3 separate regions of the Homo sapiens genome follow, and all the other regions are linked to region 3. Evidence: chromatin contacts called from ENCODE Hi-C data. All regions are on one chromosome and are shown on one strand. The core of a region is the stretch at or near the end of the contact, and the rest is flanking DNA. Distances in the headings are between cores, read along the strand shown.

The links. Hi-C counts contacts between places; a loop is a spot of excess contacts on that map. Pooled maps may share reads with other maps.
Region 1: a map of ascending aorta shows a loop between it and region 3 (5-fold over the local background). The contact joins the enhancer-like site here to the promoter of ZFAND4 in region 3. A Hi-C loop is called at or near these places in 1 of 168 maps with a recorded cell type or tissue (ascending aorta) and 2 of 50 pooled maps.
Region 2: a loop to region 3 is called in a map of naive thymus-derived CD4-positive, alpha-beta T cell, with 8 times the contacts of the local background. The contact joins the promoter of TIMM23 here to the promoter of ZFAND4 in region 3. A Hi-C loop is called at or near these places in 1 of 168 maps with a recorded cell type or tissue (naive thymus-derived CD4-positive, alpha-beta T cell), 1 of 37 single-sample maps with no recorded cell type and 11 of 50 pooled maps.

The regions. Positions count from the first base shown.
Region 1 is chr10:45,178,433-45,181,132 of GRCh38, reverse strand. It overlaps the pseudogene ANKRD30BP3. Among named protein-coding and RNA genes, the nearest start is that of MIR3156-1, 16 kb to the right of the region's middle. Within about 2 kb of position 1,277, at least 2 of the 41 ENCODE cell types and tissues checked have a DNase peak (open chromatin) inside an H3K27ac peak, as active enhancers do; they include ascending aorta, where a contact is called at or near this core.
Region 2 is chr10:45,971,213-45,973,912 of GRCh38, reverse strand. TIMM23 (translocase of inner mitochondrial membrane 23) reads right to left here and starts at 1,424. Exons shown (of 7, transcript NM_006327.4): 1 at 1,183-1,424. The coding sequence starts at 1,288. It also overlaps the pseudogene PARGP1-AGAP4 and the pseudogene PARGP1. RefSeq lists enhancers at 1,604-1,733, 1,250-1,940.
Region 3 is chr10:45,671,399-45,674,098 of GRCh38, reverse strand. ZFAND4 (zinc finger AN1-type containing 4) reads left to right here and starts at 1,327. Exons shown (of 10, transcript NM_174890.4): 1 at 1,327-1,849. RefSeq lists a silencer at 1,025-1,744.

The sequences.
Region 1 (2,700 bases), core at 28-2,527, 490 kb after region 3:
CCAGCCTCCCATGCAGCCCGCGCCTTGGCCAGCCTTCCAGCCAGCCTCTAGGTAAGTCTGTTAGCCAGCCGCTTAGCCAACCAGCTTCAGAATCAGCCTCCCATGCCACCAATGGCGTGGCCAGCCTCCCAGTACGCCTCTTAGAGAGCCTCTTAGGCGGCCTCCTGACTAGCCAGCCTCAAAACCAGCCTCCCTTGCAGCCAGCGTTTCCAACAGCCTCAGTGGGAGTGAAGGAGAAGGCAGCCAAAGTTTGAGGTTGATTTTAAGGTGGCCTTGTCCCTCTGCCCTGCAGGCCTTGTCCCTGTGCCCTGCAGGGCGCCCCCATCCCAGGACTGGGGGCCTGCCCAGGAAGAAGGCCCAGATACCGGGGCCCAAGATTTCTGCCCCGCTGCCGACCCACTCTTCCACCTGCTGCCTTTGTCCCGGGGACACCCACCACACCCCACGCTGAAGGGGCGATCCTCCCACAGCTGTCACCTCCTCCTGCAGCCCCAGCTCAGGCAGGGCACGGCGCCTCTTCTTCGCATCTTTTATGTTCAGGTCGATGGTCCTCGTCTTCACATCATCCCCTGCAAGCTTCCAGGCGTGGCCCCGGGAGGCAGCTCTGTGCATCTTTCTGATATCCCTATAGTGGATGACTTAAGAGTCTTTGGTGGTAGACCAGCTGAGTGAAGGCTCTCTGGCACTCCAGGCTTGTCACGCCCTTGACAGCAGTGGCAGAAAGCCTCTGCATGGCTGCAGCCACCTTTTAAGAGAGAGGCCGCTCCTCTCACTCGCCCTTCCCCAGCCCCAGCCCCAGCCCCAGCCCCAGCCCCCGCCGCTCGCCCTTGCCCTTAATCGCCACCACATCCGGCCCAACATCAGTAAAAAGTGTGGTCTAGTGAAGCCCTTGTACACTCCGGCCTCTTTCTAGAGAAATTTGTTGAGTAGAGCCGTGAGGCTTTCACGGGATCTTGTAGCCAGCCTCCTAACAAGCGAGCCTGGTACAACCAGGCTCTTAGCCGGACTCAGCCTACCAGGCCCTCAGCAAGCAAAATTAGCAAGAATTTGAGGTACCCTCTCACACGGACTCTCCGCCAGCCTCCTAGTCGGCCGCCTCTCACCCGGGTTCTTGGCAAATCTCCCAGCAAGCCTCTATGTCAGCCTCCTAGCCAGCCAGCCAGCCTGAAGACCGGCCTTCCATGCAGCCAGCATTTCGATCAGCGTTCCAGCAAGCCTCTCCCCCTGCCAGAAGACTTGTCATTCGACCAGACTCCCATGCAGGCAGGCTCTAGGCCGGCCTCCAAAAAACCGGCCTGCCACCCAGCCTCCAAGTCATATTCATCTTGCCGGACTTTTCAGCAAGCATTTTAGGAAGTATTTAAGGCAGCCTCTCAGACAGATAATTTTCTGGAATATTCCATTAAACATTCTTCTCTGATTAAATAACGCTTGCCTCACCATGGCAACATAAATCACTGAAAAATACTGTTTATCCGAAGAATAGTCTCTCAACTTGTGGGATAAATGATGTATAATTTTTAACCTTCTTGAGGGCAGATATTATGAGAAAATTTTTAATCATAAGAAAAACATTGCAGAATTATAGCCACAGTTTTAAAAATAAGCACATTATAATGATAATAAAATTGTAATACAACTAATTATAATGAACATATAAAAGAAGTCTCCCCATGGAGATTAGTATCATAAAACAATTTATATAATTTCACCAGCTATAGATTCACTGTTGGCATGTTACTTTTAATACATACTTGACTTTCAATTCGAAATCATTTTTTCATTAAATCCTGTACCTCAACTTTGAGATTAATGTGGTAATGTGATGCAGCTTCTAGTGAAGCCTCAGACACACATTGTTTATTGAGATCAGCCAATTTTTTTTGAAGTTGTCTCACAGTGACCTGACATGTTTGTTATTGATTTGTAAATCACCTTATCAAATTAACAATATTTACTTTCAAAAATATCACCAAATATATTGGTTCAGCTTATTTTCTTTATGTGTACACATTCCTGCTTATTACTGAATCCACTTAAGGACACAAGAAGGTATTATCTTCCTGCCAAACTGGTACTCTCTTACTAGACACCAGATTCATCCCACTAGTCATTTGTCCCCTAATGAATCTGTAATGCTTCACAACTTACTGAAGTCTCAAGAAAATATGTGGGCAGGACTAGTGGTGGTAAATTCTATGCTGTGGAATGCTTTCCTTCTTTTTTATTGAAGCACAAATCAACATCAAAGTTCCTCACATACTCAATCACCTGGTGAAATTTTTCCAACAGGTTTCTATCTCAGAATAAAAGTATTTTTGTTTCAAAGGCTTTAGAGGCCCTAGGTAACCTGGTCTCCACATCCCTCCTGACCGCAGCTGCTAAGTTTCTCTCCTCTACTCACTTTTTTTGTACTATACATGAACCCTGCCACCCCCCATGAATTGAAAAATGGGGATCCAATGCAAAGCTAATAAATCACAGATAGCTACAATGATCTTTCTCTGGGACAAAGTTCTATCCACATGACAGTCTTTGAGCCTTGAAATAGAAATTATGAGCAAATTATTTGTAACAATATTCAAAGTAAATTATAAATACCAGTGGGATGATTAAATCAAATTTGATATTGCTAAAATCCACTACATTTGTCCTAAGCTATTATTTAATAAAACACAGATGGCTTTAAAAAATTAAGTT
Region 2 (2,700 bases), core at 175-2,674, 300 kb before region 3:
GGGAGGCCGAGACAGGAGGATGGCCTGAGTTCGAGAGTTTGAGACCAGCTTGGACAACACAGGGAGACCCCATCTCCACAATAAGTCAAAAAAAAAAAAAAATTAGCCAGGCGTGGTGGTACGTACCTAGAGTCCCAGCTACTTAGGAGGCTTAGAGGGGAGGATTGTTTGAGCTCAGGAGTGCGAGGCTTCAGTGAACTATAATCATGCCACCGCACCCCAATATGGGTGACAGAACGAGGTCCTGACTCTAAAAACAAACAAACAAAAAAACGAAACAAAACACCATGTGTTGTAGATTCAGTTTTTTGACAAAGGTGACACCAGGGAAATGAAAGGTCTTTTATATTTTTTTGCACTACAGTCTGAACATATTTCGTTGTTGTTGTTCCTTAGTATAAAATACCTAGAGAAATATTACAAGGATTCTCTAAAAAGAAAGTACTTTCGTAAAGGCTTTATCCACGACCAACTGCCTATCTTTAGGTCCAAGTTGTATTTATCTAGTTGAACAACCACAGTTACAAAGTACCAAAGTTCTGGAAAACATTTTCACAAGACCGAGGAGAGGCAAAGGCAAGATATTTATGCCTCTGTATACCTTGATGTTGCCTATTTCCGTTTCTATAATTCTTACCTGGCTTCTTTCTTCATGTCTATATATCACCTTTAAAGTTCAGCTTACTTCCTAGCTCCTAAAGAAGGTTTCCTAGCCTGTCCCAAGTCATTTATTTCTCACTTACAAACAATATTACTGAATATTCTGCCCTGACGGCTACTTGGAGGCTCAGAATATGTCGCTGTGTACTAAAAAGTTAACTACGGGCTTGCTATTTGGAATACATTTACTCCCAAAGCTCGGCTCTACTCTTAATCAAGGGTCAATCACACGGCCCACCACACACAAAACGTAGGAGGCTTGGATATAAACCTAAGAAAACATGCATCATCTCGCGAGTCCAGGTCAATCACGGACAGCTTCCCCAGGAGATCCGTGGCCCTTTTTTAGGCCTTTCTATCTTGAAAGAGCAGCCATGCAGATACACTAACCCCACCACTGGTACTTAAGCTTGTAAATGCCAGCAAGGAAAAAAAAAACAACAACATAAAACATGGGACGCGCAACTTAGTGTAGACGCAAAAACCAGTCAGAAATAATCGCAAGCTAGGCCCCATACTTACGCGGGACGCCAGCCAAATCCGCGTGCGAGTAACCTGCTCCGCCGGCTCCGAAAAAGCCGGCCAATCCCCCTGTGGTTTTGTTGCCGCTTCCCCCGCCTCCTTCCATGGTATCGCAGCAAACCGAGTGGTTCCCGCCGCTGCCTCAAGCCTGGGTGGTCCGCTGGGCCGTTACTCCTCAATAACAGCGGGTAACCCCGCGTTGCCAGCGCCTACTTCACACGCTGACCTTCCGGGCGCCGGTTCCCGTTAAGCGCCACACTTCCGCTTTGCGGCAATGTGCGCCCCGGAAGCTGGAAGCGCCTGACGGCAGCTTTCCGGTGGTGGGAAAGTGAACGAATCCCGAATCAAAGCGGCGCATTGAGGCAGGTGGGGTGCCAGTGGAAGAGAGAAAGCAGGCGAGTGTTTACGGCCTGACTTGGGAGGCCGGCGGATCAGCAATTGCAGAAGCAGGCAGCGGCAGAGAGGGAATGGTGCAGGCAGGCGCTGAGAAGGACGCGCAGTCCATCTCTCTCAGGTTAGTGAAATGAGGCTCTCCGCCCGGGGCCGGCCCGGGGACAGTGCGCTGCTGGTCCCAGCATGAATGCGGGCCCCGGCTGTGAACCCTGCACCAAGCGACCCCGCTGGGGCGCCGCTACAACTTCGCCGGCTGCTTCGGACGCCCGGAGCTTTCCGAGCAGGCAGAGGCGCGTCCTCGACCCCAAGGACGCTCACGTGCAGTTCAGGGTCCCACCGTCCTCGCCAGCCTGCGTCCCAGGGCAGGCGGGACAGCACAGAGGCAGCGCCACCTCGCTTGGTACGTGGGAAAATAAAAATCTTTGTCCTTCGCCTCGGCCCGAACCTTCTGGTCTCAGGGACTCCAGTCACTCCTTTCTGGTCTTGTGTGCATCATCACTCTGAGGTCCACTTGCTGAGCTACCAAAGCCACTAGTGGGTGAATGGGGCCGCATTTTTCCCAGTGCGATTGATGTGAGAAACTCTGATGAGCAGTCACTCACAGGGCGGAAAATGGCAGGAGACTCCACCACCTGTTTGCTTCTTCAGGTTTGATTGAGAAATTGCCTTAGTCGTCAAGGAGATCTAATTGTGTATGTAAAACAGTAGGGCGCTTCAGCCTCTAGATAGGAAGAAAACAACTTCACTTGTGCAGATTCTGGGTCCCAGGGTGCAGAGCTATTAGTCTAAGCTGGCATTGTACCCGTCCCTGGTATACAGTGTTGAATGAGAGAAACTTGGCCTCTGCCTTCATACCTTAAAATCTATCTGGAGAGATAGACGATAGCAAAAGTTAATATAATAAAAGGTAATGGATGTTCTGATAGATGAAAGACAGATTGTTTTACCTAACTGAATTTATGGAATCGAAAATAGTCCTCCAGAAGATGAGATGCTTATTCTGAGGACTGTAGAATGAGTAGGAGTTAGATGAAGAGGAAGTAAGAAGTGTTTCAGGAGTGCAATGGAGGCCGGGCGCGGTGGTTTTGCCTGTAATCCCTGCGCTTTGGAAGGCCGGGGCGGGTG
Region 3 (2,700 bases), core at 78-2,577:
GATAATGATGATGATGTTGTAAAGAATGAATGACTTGGCCAGGTAATGGAGCTTCTGGTATTGGGAGGCAAGGCTTTAAACACACCTGCCTGACTCCACGGTCCATGCTGTCAATTCTCCAGTGTGAATGAAGTGGGCAGGCAAGGGTGAGAAACGCTAAGGTTTTTACTCAGTAAGTCTCCATCACAGGCCCTATTCTAGGCTCAGGAATGCAAAGATGATTACCATCATAGCTCTGTCCTCAAAGGTCTCCAATCTATTTAGCATTAAGCATATGTGGAGTTTCAGAAGGAACCAACGGCGAGACTGGTGAATCAATGCCCAGTGCCTCACCATACTCCCCCAGTGTATGCTCAATAGTTCGTTGAACTGTGGAGATAAGTTGGTGGGTAGGGTCTCAGAAGAATGAGAGAGGACAGGAGACACAGATTAGATGTTTAGTTTCATATTAGACTGGCTCCTCTGAGCCAGAAGTCGAGGATGAGTGAACCCGCAGTGGGAGTGAGATGACATTCTTTGTCAGCTGAGTAACCCACTTAGTGAAGGAGGTTCACGGAGTTGGAAAATCGGTAGGGGGAACGGAACGAGGCAGTGGGCTCCCATGTTAGGTTGAAAGGCAGGTGTTGGCTTGAAGCCAGTTACTGTTTACACCGCAGCTCAGCAGCTTGGAAACTGGAGCAGGAGGTGTGGCTGGGCTTACCCAACGCTGGGATTTGAGCCCAGGGTGCCTACTCCATTGCCTGGCCTACAGTTCTCAGTAAATTGTATGAGGACTACAGAAAGTTATCTGTTTTCGCCTTTGTCTTCAAGCAGGCACGGTAATGCCCCCATTTTCCAGATGAGGCAATTGAGGCCAGAAACATTAGGGGACGGTGAAGCCTAAAGCAGATTTGTTAGGACAGGCCGGCCCAAACGCACCAGGAGCGCCCCTCACTCTGGAGAGGCCACCGACTGGACAGCGTCTGCCTGTATCGCCTATCTCCAGCAAATCAGGCGCCTGGAAGAGGATCCCCGGTGGGTCTCACGGAGGGCGGCTCCGGCTTCAACCCCGCCGTTCCCAGCAGGCCATGCGGCTGCCCTCCAGACGCCCGCGTGGGCACGAGTCAGGGGTCCAGTGTTGCTAGTAATAAAAGATCAACATCCGGGCCTCGTAACTCACAACCTCCAGCGAATGCCAAGAAGGCCCCAGGGCCCTGGCGCCCCGGCAACCGCCCACGTCCGGGGGCCAGGCCTGCCCCCGCCCGCGCTGATTGGAGGGCAGCGAAAGCGCCGTCCAGCGATTGGTAGGTGGTGTCACAAAGGGGCGGGGCGCGGCGGCAGCGGAGCGTTGTCGGCCAGTGCCTTCCGTGAAGTTGCTCGCCGGGTCGTTGGGCCCTGTCGACCTGTAGGCGGGCGAGCGAGCCAGCGGACAAGACTGCGGGTGAGGCTGAGCTAGCGAGCGGCCGGCAGGGGGGGCGCCCGGGCTGCGAGCCGCTGAGCCCAGCCGCGCTGCCGCCGCCGGCCGTCGTGGGGCCGGAATGGCGCAAGGCCGGAGTGGCGCGGGCGCTCGGCGCTGGGCTGCCGGGTAGAGTCCTGTCCCCGCCCCTCGCCTTGCGGCCTGACGCCGGCCGCTGCTGCCCGGGGACCGGAGCGGCGGGCCGCCTTTGCCCAGGACACACGCTCTGGCGTTTGTTCCTTTGGGCGTGACGCCAGCTTCAACGGGTACGCGGCTTTCCCGACGGGTGCTGATCTCCGAGTCGCTGTTGTCACGCGGACTGCTGTCCTCCAGATTCAGGCCGGTGGGTCTGGGGAGCCCGGATTGGTCTTGGAGGAGCAACGGCTGCGCAGGTGACTCGGTGGCCTCAAGTGTGTAGGTACCTGGATGGCGCGAGGAGATGCTGGCTCTGAAATACTTCCCAATTCCGCTTGCAGATGAACTCCGGACTAGAGTTTAGGCTACAGACAAGTTAGGCGGTTGATGTGATTCTGTAGCTCGTATTTCGAACTTTAGGGATGTTTTGATGTATCAGTAAATGTAGATCTGTGTCACAGTTTTAATGGCAGCTTCACATTCCGGATATCTTTATGTTGGGGAAAATGTTTCAAAGGTAACTGCTCTTCTGTAGCTAAGCTTCTTTAGAGCAGAGGTTGGAGAAAATTCTGAGTTACTGAAATTACGTATTCAGCGCTATTGCCTGTTTACCTTTAACTTCCATTTCATCCTTGGAGTTGTGTTTTTAGAAACTTTTCAGAAGAAATGAGAGAAATGCTTTGGGAATTGATTTTTTTTTTTTTTTTAAGTTCTAGGGTACATGTGCACAACGTGCAGGTTTGGTACATAGCTATACATGTGCCATGTTGGTTTTCTGCACCGACTAACTCGTCATTTATATTGCGTATTTCTCTTAATGCTATCCCTCCCCCCATCTCACTCCCCACGACAGGCCCCAGTGTGTGATGTTCCCCTCCCTGTGTCCAAGTGTTCTCATTGTTGAGTTCCCATCTATGAGTGAGAACATGGCGGTGTTTGGTTTTCTGTCCTTGTGACAGTTTGCTGAGAATGATGGTTTCCAGCTTCATCCATGTCCATGCAAAGGACATGAACTCATCCTTTTTTTATGGCTGCATAGTATTCCATGGTGTATATGTGCCACATATTCTTAATCCACTCTATCACTGATGGACATTTGGGTTGGTTCCAAGTCTTTGCTGTTGTGAATT